Linked DNA regions of Homo sapiens: region 1 is linked to region 2. The links are chromatin contacts, found by Hi-C or POLR2A ChIA-PET in ENCODE. All regions are on one chromosome and are shown on one strand. Each heading gives the region's core, a stretch centred on a gene start or an enhancer-like site at or near the end of the contact. The rest is flanking DNA. Distances are from core to core; before and after follow the strand shown. Region 1 overlaps DICER1 (dicer 1, ribonuclease III). Region 2 has its middle 83 kb from the start of LINC02279.

Evidence for each region. Hi-C counts contacts between places; a loop is a spot of excess contacts on that map. ChIA-PET counts read pairs that join two places held with the same protein, here RNA polymerase II (POLR2A). Pooled maps may share reads with other maps.
Region 1: a loop to region 2 is called in a map of sigmoid colon, with 2.1 times the contacts of the local background. The contact joins two enhancer-like sites. A Hi-C loop is called at or near these places in 1 of 168 maps with a recorded cell type or tissue (sigmoid colon) and 1 of 50 pooled maps. POLR2A ChIA-PET finds 5 or more read pairs at or near these places in 2 of 52 experiments (activated T-cell and activated naive CD4-positive, alpha-beta T cell).

The regions. Positions count from the first base shown.
Region 1 is chr14:95,094,434-95,101,577 of GRCh38, reverse strand. It overlaps DICER1 (dicer 1, ribonuclease III), which reads left to right. Exons shown (of 27, transcript NM_177438.3): 22 at 1,643-1,798; 23 at 4,865-5,753. Among named protein-coding and RNA genes, the nearest start is that of MIR3173, 40 kb to the left of the region's middle. Within about 2 kb of position 5,394, at least 2 of the 41 ENCODE cell types and tissues checked have a DNase peak (open chromatin) inside an H3K27ac peak, as active enhancers do.
Region 2 is chr14:95,043,988-95,050,353 of GRCh38, reverse strand. No RefSeq gene overlaps it. Among named protein-coding and RNA genes, the nearest start is that of LINC02279, 83 kb to the right of the region's middle. RefSeq lists enhancers at 4,344-4,878, 4,879-5,412. Within about 2 kb of position 2,978, at least 4 of the 41 ENCODE cell types and tissues checked have a DNase peak (open chromatin) inside an H3K27ac peak, as active enhancers do.

The DNA.
Region 1 (7,144 bases), core at 4,145-6,644, 49 kb before region 2:
TGAGATTTTAGACCTCATGGAATATGAAGTGGAAATGTTCAGATAATTGAGGCTGTAGGATTCAGATACGGTTTTGTAGAGTAGTCGCCATACGGAAGCTCTGAGAATGGATGAGATTTCCAAGAGGTGGTTGCAGGAAGAAAGTATCAGAGGCTTGGACAAGTGTGGCATAGGCAATAGGATAGGATACTCTGTTAGACAAGACAGAGGTGACTTTCTATTACAAAACTCGTCCATTTGTCTGCTCAGAAACCTTCTACTCCTTATTTCTGCAGAAAGAATGATCACTCCCTCAGCCTGCTGTTCAGGCCCTTTCAGCCCTGATGCGTTTTGGATCCTAAGCAGGTGGAAGCCCCTTGCAGCTCATTGGACAGACTCCACGCTCAGACCCCCAGCCTTGGGGCCCTTGCTCTGTCCTTCCTTCTGCAGAGGGCTTGCCTCCATCTCTACCTGTCCAGAATTTTGCCCCATATTTGAGACCTTACGTAGCTCTTTCTTCATCCTGCCCACCATTTCTGTCAACTTGGAATGTGATTTCCCTCCCATGAGTCCACGTTGTACTTTATCCTCTTCTTGGCGCTTGTGATGCTTTGTTCTCTTAGCTTGGAAAGGGAAGCTAGCATTTATTTCAGCCTGCTACGTTTCAGGCAGAGAGGGAGAGTACTTTTGGCTATAGTGGTCACACGTACCCTCCTTTTCCCTGCTAGCCTGTGTGTCACGAGGACTGCCCCTCTGTCCTGCTGCCATCGTTCCCTCAGGGTTGCCCAATCGAGTGCCTCTCATATGGGGGGTGTCTATTAAACAATAGTTGAGTTACATGGGAAGAGGGCTAATGAAGTACTTAATAATAAGGAACCGAGCTTTATGAAAATGAAAATGGGATTGACAATTCTAGACCCTAGTTTCCAAGTACTAACTTGACAGAAATGCAATGATGTGAGAAATTAAGAAGGAGATAGAGGCATTAGGAAAAACAGACCGGAGTAGAGGGTAAGATAGTAAAGCTGTTCCATTAATGTGAATAAACAGAAACCTTTTGGTTCATTTTTTTTAAGTTGAATAAAAGTGTCTTGAAATGGCTGTAAAACAAAGGAATAATATTTGAGAGAGCATTACAGTTGAAATCCCGTTTGTGGCTTCGATTCTAGGAATATAACATTGTTTCAGTTTTGTTCGGTGCCAGTTTTCACTTTGCAGCTAGAGCTGATGGCATCCTCCCCCCATTTCATTGAAAATATTGTGACATCTTGACTTTTTCTATGGGTTCTTTTCTACTTTGGTAATTCCAGTTAGCAGTTTGCATTTTATATCATCAGGTTGTATTTTCAAGGCTTTGATATTGTCTGAAGTGTTTCTTCTCAGTCATTCATAAGGAGTATGCATAGTTATATACATTATTTTTTCTGCTCTGCATCTTATATTCAGAAATATTTACACCAAAAAAGCATAGAATATGTGGGAATTTAATATTCTTTTTATAACATGAATGGGTAGAAAAACTGTAGAGCCCTTATAATTAATTGATGACATATAATTAATTGATTAATTTTAAGAACATTTAACTGAGGATATGTTAATATGCCTTGAATGAATTCCAGCAGTGATCATTTATGGATAAGTATCCTAATATTTTCTGCTAAAGGTCAGCAACTGTAATCTGTATCGCCTTGGAAAAAAGAAGGGACTACCCAGCCGCATGGTGGTGTCAATATTTGATCCCCCTGTGAATTGGCTTCCTCCTGGTTATGTAGTAAATCAAGACAAAAGCAACACAGATAAATGGGAAAAAGATGAAATGGTAAGTTTGTGTGTGTGTGTGTGTGTGTGTGTGTGTGTGTGTGTGTGTAACTGGAGGGATTTACTTTTCGGTGAGCCAAATAATTTGTTTTATTAATTTTTTGTTTCATTTTCTTGGTATGTTTATAATAGAGTAGATATTTGATATATTTAATTAATTCCTTTAATTACACTGTCTTTTCACTGAATTCAGAAATAGTATTATAATTTTGATGGAGGCAAATTTCTATTTTTATTATTTCTTTTCCAAAGGCATAAGAGTATGTGATGTTTTGACTTTGAGTTTTGCTCTTCTTTAAAAAAATTTCACTTTGCTGTTATTACAATTTATCCTAGATCCTTAGCTCTGTTCAGTGAAATGACTTTTCAGTGACCTGTGATCTCCAGTCTGTCTGTGAAATAATTAATTTCAGTAAAATCTTGCTTTTGTAGCTCAGGGTTTTCCCAGTCAGGACTCCTGTGAACTTAAAAAAAAAAAATCATCCATAAAGATTGTTATTTTCTGGAAATAATTTAAATCTTGCCAGTGACTTAAGAAGACTCCAAATATCAGCAACAGCCACTTCATTTTGTCTTGTCTTGAAGGCCACCAGAGGGCACTTGGGAGGGCCTCCAAACTGCAGGAACCAGCGCAGTGGTGGTTGACTGGGAGAGTTCTAGTGCCTCTTCCGAAGTTAAAGGCAATGCTTCAGACAGTTTCATTTCTTGGAGATTTATTTTGCATTAAAAATAAATTGGCTCATTGTTACTTCATTTTTACCTCAGGCCAACAATGATAATACCGTTTTTTTCTTTCAAAGGTTATATTTTTAAATATCCATTTTCTCCATGTCTTCTTTGTGATGCATGTATCCTATATATCTGCCTTTAAGTATTTCCAGGTAGCATGTTCAGTGACACTATTTGGATTTTTACCTATTTATTGAGGATGTTTTTAACTCATGTAGTATTTGTCTTATTACAGAATTAGAACTTATTTGGAAAAGCATTAAGGGAATATTTTAATGCAAGTTAGGTCCGAACAATTATTTGTTATTAATTTAGAAATATGTAGAACCTTAGAGGAAAATGTATAGATTTTCAACTTTAGAAATGGTATGGTATTTCTATGAATAACATTCCAGTAACAGTCATCCTCCTTTGTTAATACCGTTTCATAATGTTTTTGGCTCTTTTTAAAAACTTGTAGCATGAAGGTGACATTGGCATGTCATTGATTTTTTTTTTAAGATACAACACAAAGTTCAATTTATTTTTCTTAATGTTTCTGATGGCACTTTGGTTATTGGAATTCATTAGAAATACTGTTCAGATTTTTATTTAGTAAGTTACTTTTATTGAAATATAGGCCCTTGCATTATATTGAAAAGATACACTGTGGTTTTGGCTGGTTGCATTGCCATTCTCCCTACCTTGCTCTGGCCCTTCAGCAAATGGGCTTAAGTGGAAACCTTTGCATGCTAAAACGCCTCTTAATAGACGAGAGTATCAAAGTTGACTTGAATGATATAGAAAAGGATTTCATGTGGCTGTTTTTTCTTAAAAGGCTTGAAGTGCTCTTGAAAAACATTTTATGAGACAGAACCCCACTCTTTTGTAGATGAAGCATCTGAAACCCAGAGGCACTAAAAGGCTTTGCCCAGGATCACACAGTTTGTGATAAAAGTCAGCCCTTTGTGATTTTTGTGCTCTGCCACTTTTGGCTTATGGTGGCACCTTTCTAAAGATACAGAAGGTTTTTTTCAATAAAAAAAAAATATTGTCTGATTTTTTAAAAATCGCAGTTTGGCCCTCTTTTTCTTAAGGACCAATCAAAAACATCTTCATGTTGCCTTGGAAAGTCTAAGATTGTTAGCAGGAAATGTTCCTTGAGGTCTGCCGCTACAGTTGCTTTTGGTGTTCCTTATTCTTGAAAAGGTGTTTCTTTCTTAATTAAAAAAATGAAAAGATAAATAGTTAGAGATATGGCTTGGCTTACTGCTATTTCTTTTCAGACAAATGTAGTGTTTATATCTTGAGTCTAGTTTAAAATATTTGTAGTATTTAAAAAATGCTTGAAGGTTGCAACTTTTTTTTGTCAGAACACTGGAAAGTTGTTACAATCAACATTGATGCACACCCTTCGTCTTCCCCCTTCACAAGTTTTTTGGTTTTTTAAAAACTTGCATAACAGAAATTTGGCATCTTTCTAGGATTGCAAAGAAGTTACATCATTACTGAAATCTAGCCCATTATTAAGGTTGTCACTCACAAATAAGCTTTTGCCAAAGAAATTGGAATTAGCAAAGATCTTTTGACAGAAATTGGATTGTTGTGTTTCATGTTAGTCTAAATTTTCTTCCATTTTTGTCAGTTATGCTATAATCTGTTCCCCTGATTACCGTAGTTCAGAGTGGAGGGAAAAAACGTAACTTCTCAAATTCATAGCTTAGTGCAGTGATCACTTTTATTTTTTAAGGAAAGCAGTGTAGTTTTTTTGTGGCAAGTATACTTTGAAGTGGAAATAGGGACAAAAAGCTTTATTATAAAATCCTATTGTACATTTTAAAAAATGATTTTATCTGTTTTTATATTATATTCTTAATTGCAAAGGTAATGCTTTTCTACATCTGGAATTTCGTTTTATTAGTTTGAAAATCTTTTTGAAAATCAAATTACCACATTTTCAAATTTTGTCAGCAAAATTGAAGATCTGTGTGATCAGCATATGAGTGCTTTCATTGTGTGTCCTACCAGAGTTAGACGACTTAGTTGAAGTTTTGCATTGTGGACATTAATTTTAACTTTATATCCATGTTCAAAGTCCTTAACTTAAAGCTTCATACTGGATAAAGGTCATTTTATAACTTAGAAAACGAACATTCAAAGAACATGTTTTACTTTGTTTATATGATTAAATAACTTATTTTATGTTAATTGAAAACAAATGGCCATGATTTTAAAGTTGCCTTTTAGTATTTGTGGTTGTCATTTGAAATTATCCATAACCCTTGCTTTTATTGAGTTTCAAACCCTTTTAAAAACAGCAGCTATGTTTCCCCTCCTTCCCCATTCCCCCTCGTTTCAGACAAAAGACTGCATGCTGGCGAATGGCAAACTGGATGAGGATTACGAGGAGGAGGATGAGGAGGAGGAGAGCCTGATGTGGAGGGCTCCGAAGGAAGAGGCTGACTATGAAGATGATTTCCTGGAGTATGATCAGGAACATATCAGATTTATAGATAATATGTTAATGGGGTCAGGAGCTTTTGTAAAGAAAATCTCTCTTTCTCCTTTTTCAACCACTGATTCTGCATATGAATGGAAAATGCCCAAAAAATCCTCCTTAGGTAGTATGCCATTTTCATCAGATTTTGAGGATTTTGACTACAGCTCTTGGGATGCAATGTGCTATCTGGATCCTAGCAAAGCTGTTGAAGAAGATGACTTTGTGGTGGGGTTCTGGAATCCATCAGAAGAAAACTGTGGTGTTGACACGGGAAAGCAGTCCATTTCTTACGACTTGCACACTGAGCAGTGTATTGCTGACAAAAGCATAGCGGACTGTGTGGAAGCCCTGCTGGGCTGCTATTTAACCAGCTGTGGGGAGAGGGCTGCTCAGCTTTTCCTCTGTTCACTGGGGCTGAAGGTGCTCCCGGTAATTAAAAGGACTGATCGGGAAAAGGCCCTGTGCCCTACTCGGGAGAATTTCAACAGCCAACAAAAGAACCTTTCAGTGAGCTGTGCTGCTGCTTCTGTGGCCAGTTCACGCTCTTCTGTATTGAAAGACTCGGAATATGGTTGTTTGAAGATTCCACCAAGATGTATGTTTGATCATCCAGATGCAGATAAAACACTGAATCACCTTATATCGGGGTTTGAAAATTTTGAAAAGAAAATCAACTACAGATTCAAGAATAAGGCTTACCTTCTCCAGGCTTTTACACATGCCTCCTACCACTACAATACTATCACTGGTAAGGAGCCCACGACCAGACTTCATTTCTGGGAAAATGAGACTTTGTGTTGATCTCATCGTGTTGGCCTTGTAAAAGTGATCTATGCATGTACAGTGTTCATGCTTAATATTCAAGGGATGGGGCGGGGAACAAAAGGAATAGAAAGAATTCTTTTCCTTGTTATTTGGGGAGCACGTATTGCTTTATAACTTTGGTTGTTGGGAGTATGGCTATCATATACCCTCATCAGTGTCATTTTATATCTGCCTAATTAGAGAAATTTTAACCTTAGTATTTTGATGTGTTTTCCCCATTTTATCCTCCGCAAATATCTTTCTCTTGCCCATTCAGTGCTGCTTTTGGTTTTTGATTTAGTTGTATATTCTGGATGTATTTCCACAGCCTTTTATTGTTCTTCCTGGACAAAAAGACCCCTCCTTTAGGGTCTTTTTAAAGATGGATAGATTAAAAGATTAAAAGCAATGATTTCACAAGAAGGTTGCGTGGCCCTTGCTGTGACTCTGCTGTCATCTTCTACTTCTCACTGTGCTCTGTATTTGCCCCTCTTTTAATAGACTGTCAACCCATTAGATTAGAAGGGAGAACAAGCCCCTCACACCCAAATCAGCTTCAGGCTGTGAAACACAGCTGAAGTTTACATTTCAATTTCTGTATCAGAAAAATAAGTGCCTGAATTCAGAACACCAAAGCAAAGTATAAAGTTTGTAGTTTATATAATAAAAGCAGCGTAGGTTAAGGTGATCAGCAAAATGTAAAAACCAAAAAGTGAAAAACTATCTGACTCTGGACTGGAAAGACTGATGAAACTAAAGCCTAATTTTCGTTATGGAGGAAAAATGATACGTGGCTTTCGACTACATTCTGCTGGAAGTTCCGAGACCTGGGTTCTCGCCTAGCAGTCCCTGCTTCTTAATTCCTTGCTTATTCTGGGACAAGTCACCATCGGTCCCTGCCTCAGTTTCCTCAGCTGGATATATTATTTTAATCACTGTGAGAAAATAGAGGTGTTGATTTAACATTGATCATTTTCACATTTTGACAACCAGTTTACCTGCCTTTGCTCCCTTTCACAACTCTTCTTTCTCAATCTCTTGGTTTGTGGTAAATTCATTTCTATAATAGCTCAAGTTAAGAAGAGGGTCTTCTTTTCCTGTCATCCTGTGTAACAAAAATAGCCCAGGAATAGTGAGGAATGGTATCACTTATGCACAGATTCCAGAGTGTGAATGAGACTTTAGCGATGGCAGCACAGTGTAGCCACATGGAGAGGTGTGTGCGGCCCTGGTTTCACTTAAGTGATGATGTGTGAGGGAGACTCGAGAGGAAGGCCCCAGCACCTGCCCAGACAGCACAGTGCCAGAGAAAAGCATTCAGTGATCATGATAGCA
Region 2 (6,366 bases), core at 1,729-4,228:
CATCTACATTTTCTTTCTTCCCTCCCTCCTTCCCTCTCTCTTTCCTTCCTTCCTTCCTTCTTCTTTCCTTCCTTCCTTCCTTCTTCTTTCCTTCCTTCCTTCCCTTCCTTCTTCCTTCCATCCATTTTCCTTCCACCCATTTATCTGTTTTCACTCATCCATCTGTCCATCATCTTTTCTTCCTTCCTTTATTCCATCCTCCCTTCCATCTATCCTTCCATCCATCCATCCATTTTTCTTCCTTCCTTCCCTTTTCTTTCCTTCCTTCCCTTTTCCTTCCATTTTTCCACCTATCTATTCATTTTCTATCCACCTATCCATCTATTCATCATCTTTTCTTTCTTCCTTCCATCCATACACTCATTTTTCTTTCATCTATTCATCCATTTACCCATCCATTTTTCCATCCATCCATCCATCCATCCATCCATCCATTTTATTTTACTTTCACCAATATATCCTTCTACATCCTCATCCATCCATCTATGCAACCCAATCTATATCAGACTCTTCACTGGAATCCAAGAACTCAAAAGATGAGATGCCTTCTAGGGCATCCTAGAGCAGTGGGGGAAGCTCAGCTCTTGAACCTGGGGGCAGATGGACCCTCTGCTGGGCGGAACCCCAAGGGAGCTCCTGTATGGATTATGTGGGACAAGGCAATCCTGAAGTGCCTTCTAACTCAAACATTTTCTGGTTCAAGAACCACAGGAATGACTTTTTTCAGGTCTCAACCTCAACCACTGATCAATCAAAATGCACATCTGCCTATTCAACCACATCTATGTGTATATGTCCCCCTGTGCCAGCCAGAGCTGGGGACGCAGTGGGAAAAAGATGGACCACATCTTGTTCCCACAGAGCTTACATCCTTGTGGGGAAGACAGAATATCAGCAAATAAGTATACATCAGACAATGATAAATGCCATGCAGAAAAATGCAGCAATGGAAGAGGATGGAGAGATGGAGGGAGCTGCAGATGGAGGATTGGGTTGTAATTTAGGTGGTGTGGTCAGGGAGGAACTCTCTGACTAAGGGGCTTTTCGGCAGACTCCTGCAGGGAACTAGTTTCTGGGGAAAGTGTGCAGAGGGACAGTAAGGGAAAGGCCCTCGGGGTGGAGCATGTTTGGCATGTTCCAGAAAGAACTGGAAGGCCAGTGTGAGGAGAAGTGGGTTTTTGAGGAGTGAATGGCAGGAGAGGTGACAGCTCTCAGGGGTTAGAGCACCAGGGGTCTTTAGGCCACCAGGAGGCTCTCTCCATTGGGACCAGACCTGATTTGCATTTTAAAAGGAGCATGCAGGCAGGTGAGTGGTGAAGACATTGCAGAGGGGCCCGGAGTGGAAGCAGAGTCCATGGAAAGGATTTGACAACCCAGGAGGAGGGTGCACGCAGTAGGCTTTGCCGGTGGAAGAAGGGGCCAGGAGCCACAAGTGTGGGCAGCCTCTAGAAGCTGGAGGAAGCAAGGGAATGGATTTCCCTCGGAGCCTCCAGAAGGAACCAGCCCTACCGACACCCTACATACAGACCCGGGAGACCCATGCTGGACTGCTGACCGCCAGAGCCGTAAGAGAATACATGTGTGCTGTTCTAAGCCACCAAGTTTGTGCTAACTTGTTATAGCAGCAACAGGAAAGCATCACAGTCCAGTGAGGGGTTAGGAGGTGGCAGATGATGATGGCTGTATGAGGATGGTGCCTTGGAGGGGGCAGAAAGTGGCTGGATTCTGGACATGTGGTGAAGGGGAGCTGACGGGATGGTGGTGCCAATGAACTGGGAGTGGTTGTGGTGGAAAGAGAGGAGTGTGGGAGAACTTCCAGGTATTTGGCCCAAGCAATGAAATGTGCCATTTCTGAAATGGTGACAGCCACTAAAGGGAGGAGGTTTGCAGGGTGCTCGGGATTGGGGTTTTGGCCACCCTGGGTGGGAAGGACTTGTAGGCACGCAGGAAGGCCTGTGAAGCAAGCAGTGGGATGTTTGCTCTGAGGCTGGGGGAGAGGGCTGGGCTGGGGTAAAACATTTCGGGGTCCTCAGTGGGTGTGGGATGGAATGAGATCATCAAGGGAGGGAAGACAGCAGGGTCAAAGGTTTCACCCTCAAGGGGAGTGAAAGCCTCTTGTACTGGCAGTCTCCTTCAGTAGTCTGGGCAGGAAAGGCACCTTCCCGCAGACAGCGCTGCTTCTAATGACAAAAACATAGTCAAACAAGGCTGAGCAGTGTCCATGGATCCTGGAACCGCCCAAGACCCTTTAGTGTTAGTTATCCAGGGCTGTCAGCACCAAGCATCCTAGACTAGGGCACTTAAACAACAGAAATGTGTTTCTCACAATACAGGAGCTAGAAGTCCAAGACCAAGGTGTCAGCAGGGCTGGTTTCCTCTGAGGCCTCTCTCTTTGACTTGCAGACAGCTGTCTTCCCCCATCTTCACGTGGTCTTCCCTCTGCGCGTGTCTGTGTCTTAATCTCCTCTTAGAAGGACACCAGTCAGATTGGATTATGACCCGACCGTATGAGCTCATTTTACTTTAATCACCTCTTTGAAGGCCCCATCCCCAAACACAGTCACATTTGGAGGTGCCGAGGTTAGGACCCTAACATAGACTTTTTGGAGAAGGTGGGGGCTGGGGCGGGGGTGGCGGACACAGTTCAGCCCGGAACACCTCCTGAGGCACCAGGCTGGCTCTCCACTTATTAATTGGGAACTAAATCTTCAAGCAGCAAATGAACTCTCACGCCCGTCACCGAGCGCATGGCTGGGCCAAGTCCTATTCATCTCTCGCCAGAGCTCTTCCTGCCACCAGCCCAGGCTGCCTGGAAAACAGAGCGTCTCATTTCCCCGCCGCTGAGTCCCATCCCTGCAGACGCACCTCATCAGGACAGGGGCCTGGCTGCAGCCCCGCTCCCCGGTCTCACACTACATCATGTGTCACCCTGTTGGTGGTGGCCTCCATGTAATCAAACACCCCTGAGTCAGACATCGCAGAATTAACAATCCTCCACGTGGTATAAACAGAGCCTAAATCAAATGCCAGCAAAAGGATATTGCCTTTTAAATGGGTCCTGACAGCTGTGGAAAATATTATAGAATAGAATCCTTACATATGACAGACATGAATTCTTAAGGAACCCCTAAACGGGTCCTCTGGATCGTTTGTGAGATTGTATTTTATTATGGATTGGATGTATTGAAGTAAGACTATAATCTTACTGTGCTCTGACCTCTGTTTTTATAGCTCTGTATAAACAGCAGTTACCGTATTAGATGGAGAGATGTTTACAGATGGAGAAATAAAAACACGCTGATTTACTGTGTTGTAGAAACCCGAAACCAGTCCAAGGCAGGGCCTGGGTTTTGTACGTCAGAGGCCCCGTCCTGATGGGAGCGGACAGCTTCGGGGGTGGAACCCAGGCCGGGGGTGTGGAACCCAGGCAGGGCATGGGCCTTTGGCTCCTGTCGGTGGGGGACACAGGCCCCGCAGCCTCAGAGTATCAGGTCCCTGCTCTCCAGAGCTCTGAGATCTGGACCTTTGGGACCACTGGGTGGGACACGGATGAGAAGAAGGCTCACACCCTGGGATAGTTTGGCTTCTGTTCTGCGCTTTTGCTGCTTCCTAGATGTGGAGGCTGGGTCTGAGAGACGGCAGGACTTCAGAGTGGGGCGCACCTGAGGTTGCCCTGGCTCTGCGTTAAGGAGCCGGGGACCTTGAGCTTAAGCTCTCCAGGGCTTGGTTTTTCACCTCTCTGGTGTGGGAGTGAAAACACCTGTCTCATAGGTTCTTGTGAAAAATGGCTGAAATAGTAGAAAATTCCAGCACTCAGGAAAGCTCCCTTCCTGCGTCTTTCCCCTTGCCTTTTAAAATCCTGTTACATTTTCCTTACGGTGGACTTAAGAGTTCTTGGAGAACAGCGTTCTCCTGGGGGCCGGGGGCACTCCACGGAGTCCCTTTGGGGTCCCCAAAGGAGTCTCCCGGCCTGCGTTCTTCACTCACTCACTCAGTCTGTGGGATGCAGCTGGAATAAGCACTAAGGAGAAGATAGGGCCGAGGAGAGGGATGGGGTGTCCGCAGTGGAGGTGCTAAGGTTTTAGAAAGGGTGGCCAGGGAAGGTTGAACAGACCTGCGCAGAAAACCCAGAAAAGCTGGGGGCCCCATTCACGTAAACACTCGAGGAAAGAGGACTCCAGGCAGAAAGAAGGGCCGAGGCAGAGGCCGGGAGGCAGCATAGGCAGGGGGGCTGGGGCTGGAGTGTGGGGCAGCAGTAGGGATGGGGTCAGGGGTATGAGGGGAGTCAGACGGCCTCGCACGTGTGTCCAGGTGGGCAGGAGCAGTGCTGCCATCCACCTGCTGGCCACAGCACAGGGGTGGGGCCCAGGTCCTTGTGGCTCTCACAGGGCAGGCCGCTGGAAGAGTTGGGGATTCCTGTCAAATCATGGCTCAGAGAGGAGCATCAGTTAGGAACAGCCATGTCGAAGGATCACCCAACAATTGCTGAAAACAGCCCTCCACTGGGTAATTGCTAAAAGGGTTTCCTGAGCCATTTCCACTACAGTTAATATCACCTAGTTTCTATACCACACACATTAGAACAAACTAAATATCTTTCGAATTCGTATTTCTGTATTGACTAACATTAATTTACGTGGTCATAGCAGTTGATAAATACATCAGCACGTCTCAGGAAGAGAGGCTGGGTGCCCCCAGGTTCACTGCTGCCATTAGCATTGATCCGTCTCCTCCTCCTGCCCCCTGATGATGTGTGGCGAGCCCACATCATCAGGACTCCGAATGGCTGCTCTGTTTGACCCCGATCCTCAGGACACAGCCCACTGGGCTTCTCCAAGCCACACACCATGGGGCCTTTGTTCTAACTTTGTTGCTTCCCCTGGACCACTCCCCGTGGTGAAAGGCGGATTCCTTGTTTGCCACAAGGAGTTCTGTTTTGTGTACTCTTGTCACAAAAGGGTACTACACGTCTCTCAGGGGACATGTTGTCAGGGTGCTGGGGAGACAGTGTGAACAAGGCAAGGAGCTTGCCTCATGGGACTAGCACTGACCTGACGGGGAAGACGGAGAATCACCGAGATGAAAGGACACAGTGGATGCTCCCTGCCGGATGACAGTGAATGCCAGGCATGGGCAGGGACAGGGCCTTGGGCTCACGAAGGACCCCTCTGATATGGGCTGCTTCCTGCAGATAAAGGACTTCCTGGGTTGCCTACTTCTTATTCTGGATCAGGGGATTTTAGGTGCAATCCAAAGCCCGGGGAGAAGAACCGCCCTGAAGGGATCGGACTGTTTGTACAGTGTTTTCGGCTTCTTATTTCTGGGGCCTCACAGCATGTGTGGAGGGCGGGGCAGGCAACCGGCAGGTGAGGACGCTGAGCCCACCGGCATGAACTCAGCAGGAGGCAGCAGAACCTGCCGCAAGGCAGGGAGTTGTGGGGAGGCCTCCCCTTCCCAGAGCCTGTGGGTGCCCTGCTTCCCCGATCCCGCCCTCCTCCCAGTGGCATGCACCTGCCCTCCCCCAGGGGCGCAGTGGAGAAGATAAGGGTTGTCTTCAGAGAGCCAGTGGCCTGGGACACAGGGAGAGCCTAGGCTGGTTCTAGATGGTTTCAAACAGTGAAGAACGCTGCAGCTCAATCCAAAGGGAACTTGAGAGATTTGGAATAAAGAGTGCTGTCCTGGAGGGGGCCCCTGTCGTAGGAGGGGCCAGAGCAGAGCTGGGAGCCAGAGAAGAGCTGGGGGCCAGAGTCTCGGGGGAAGGTGTATGGCTTCCTCCGGCAGGCAGGAGTCCTCAGGGCCTCCTCCCTCCTCCTTGGCTGGAGGGTCCGTGAGTCTAGGGCAGGGCAATTTTACCCCCCAGGGGACATTTGGCTGTATCTGGAGATCTTTTTTGGTAATCACACTGTGGGATGGGGAGAGACACTGCTCATCCACCAGTGGGTAGAGGTCAGGGATGCTGCTAGTTGTCTCACAGTGCCCGGGGCGGCCCCCATCAGAGATTCCCCAGGCGCAAAGTGCCCACAGTGCCCACAGGGCTGTGGCTGAAGAATCCTGGTTGGGTAAACATTTACATCGGACGAATACCTCAGAAGTCAGTGCACTTTGAAAACGGGGAAACTGAGACCCAGAGAAGGAAAGGGTCTCGCTCAGGGCATACGGTGAATCAGGGGGCAGAGCCAAGACTAGTATCCCATGGTCTCTCATCCAGGGCACATTCCTCTATACCAGGCCAATCCAGTTACCCAGTTCACCTGAGACACTCGCTGGTCTCTGCCAGCCTTTTGCCTGTGCGGACAGTCAAGGCACAGGGTCTAGCCAAGGGTTAAGACAACACTGCGCTTGCAGTCTCGTCTTGGAGTAAACGCA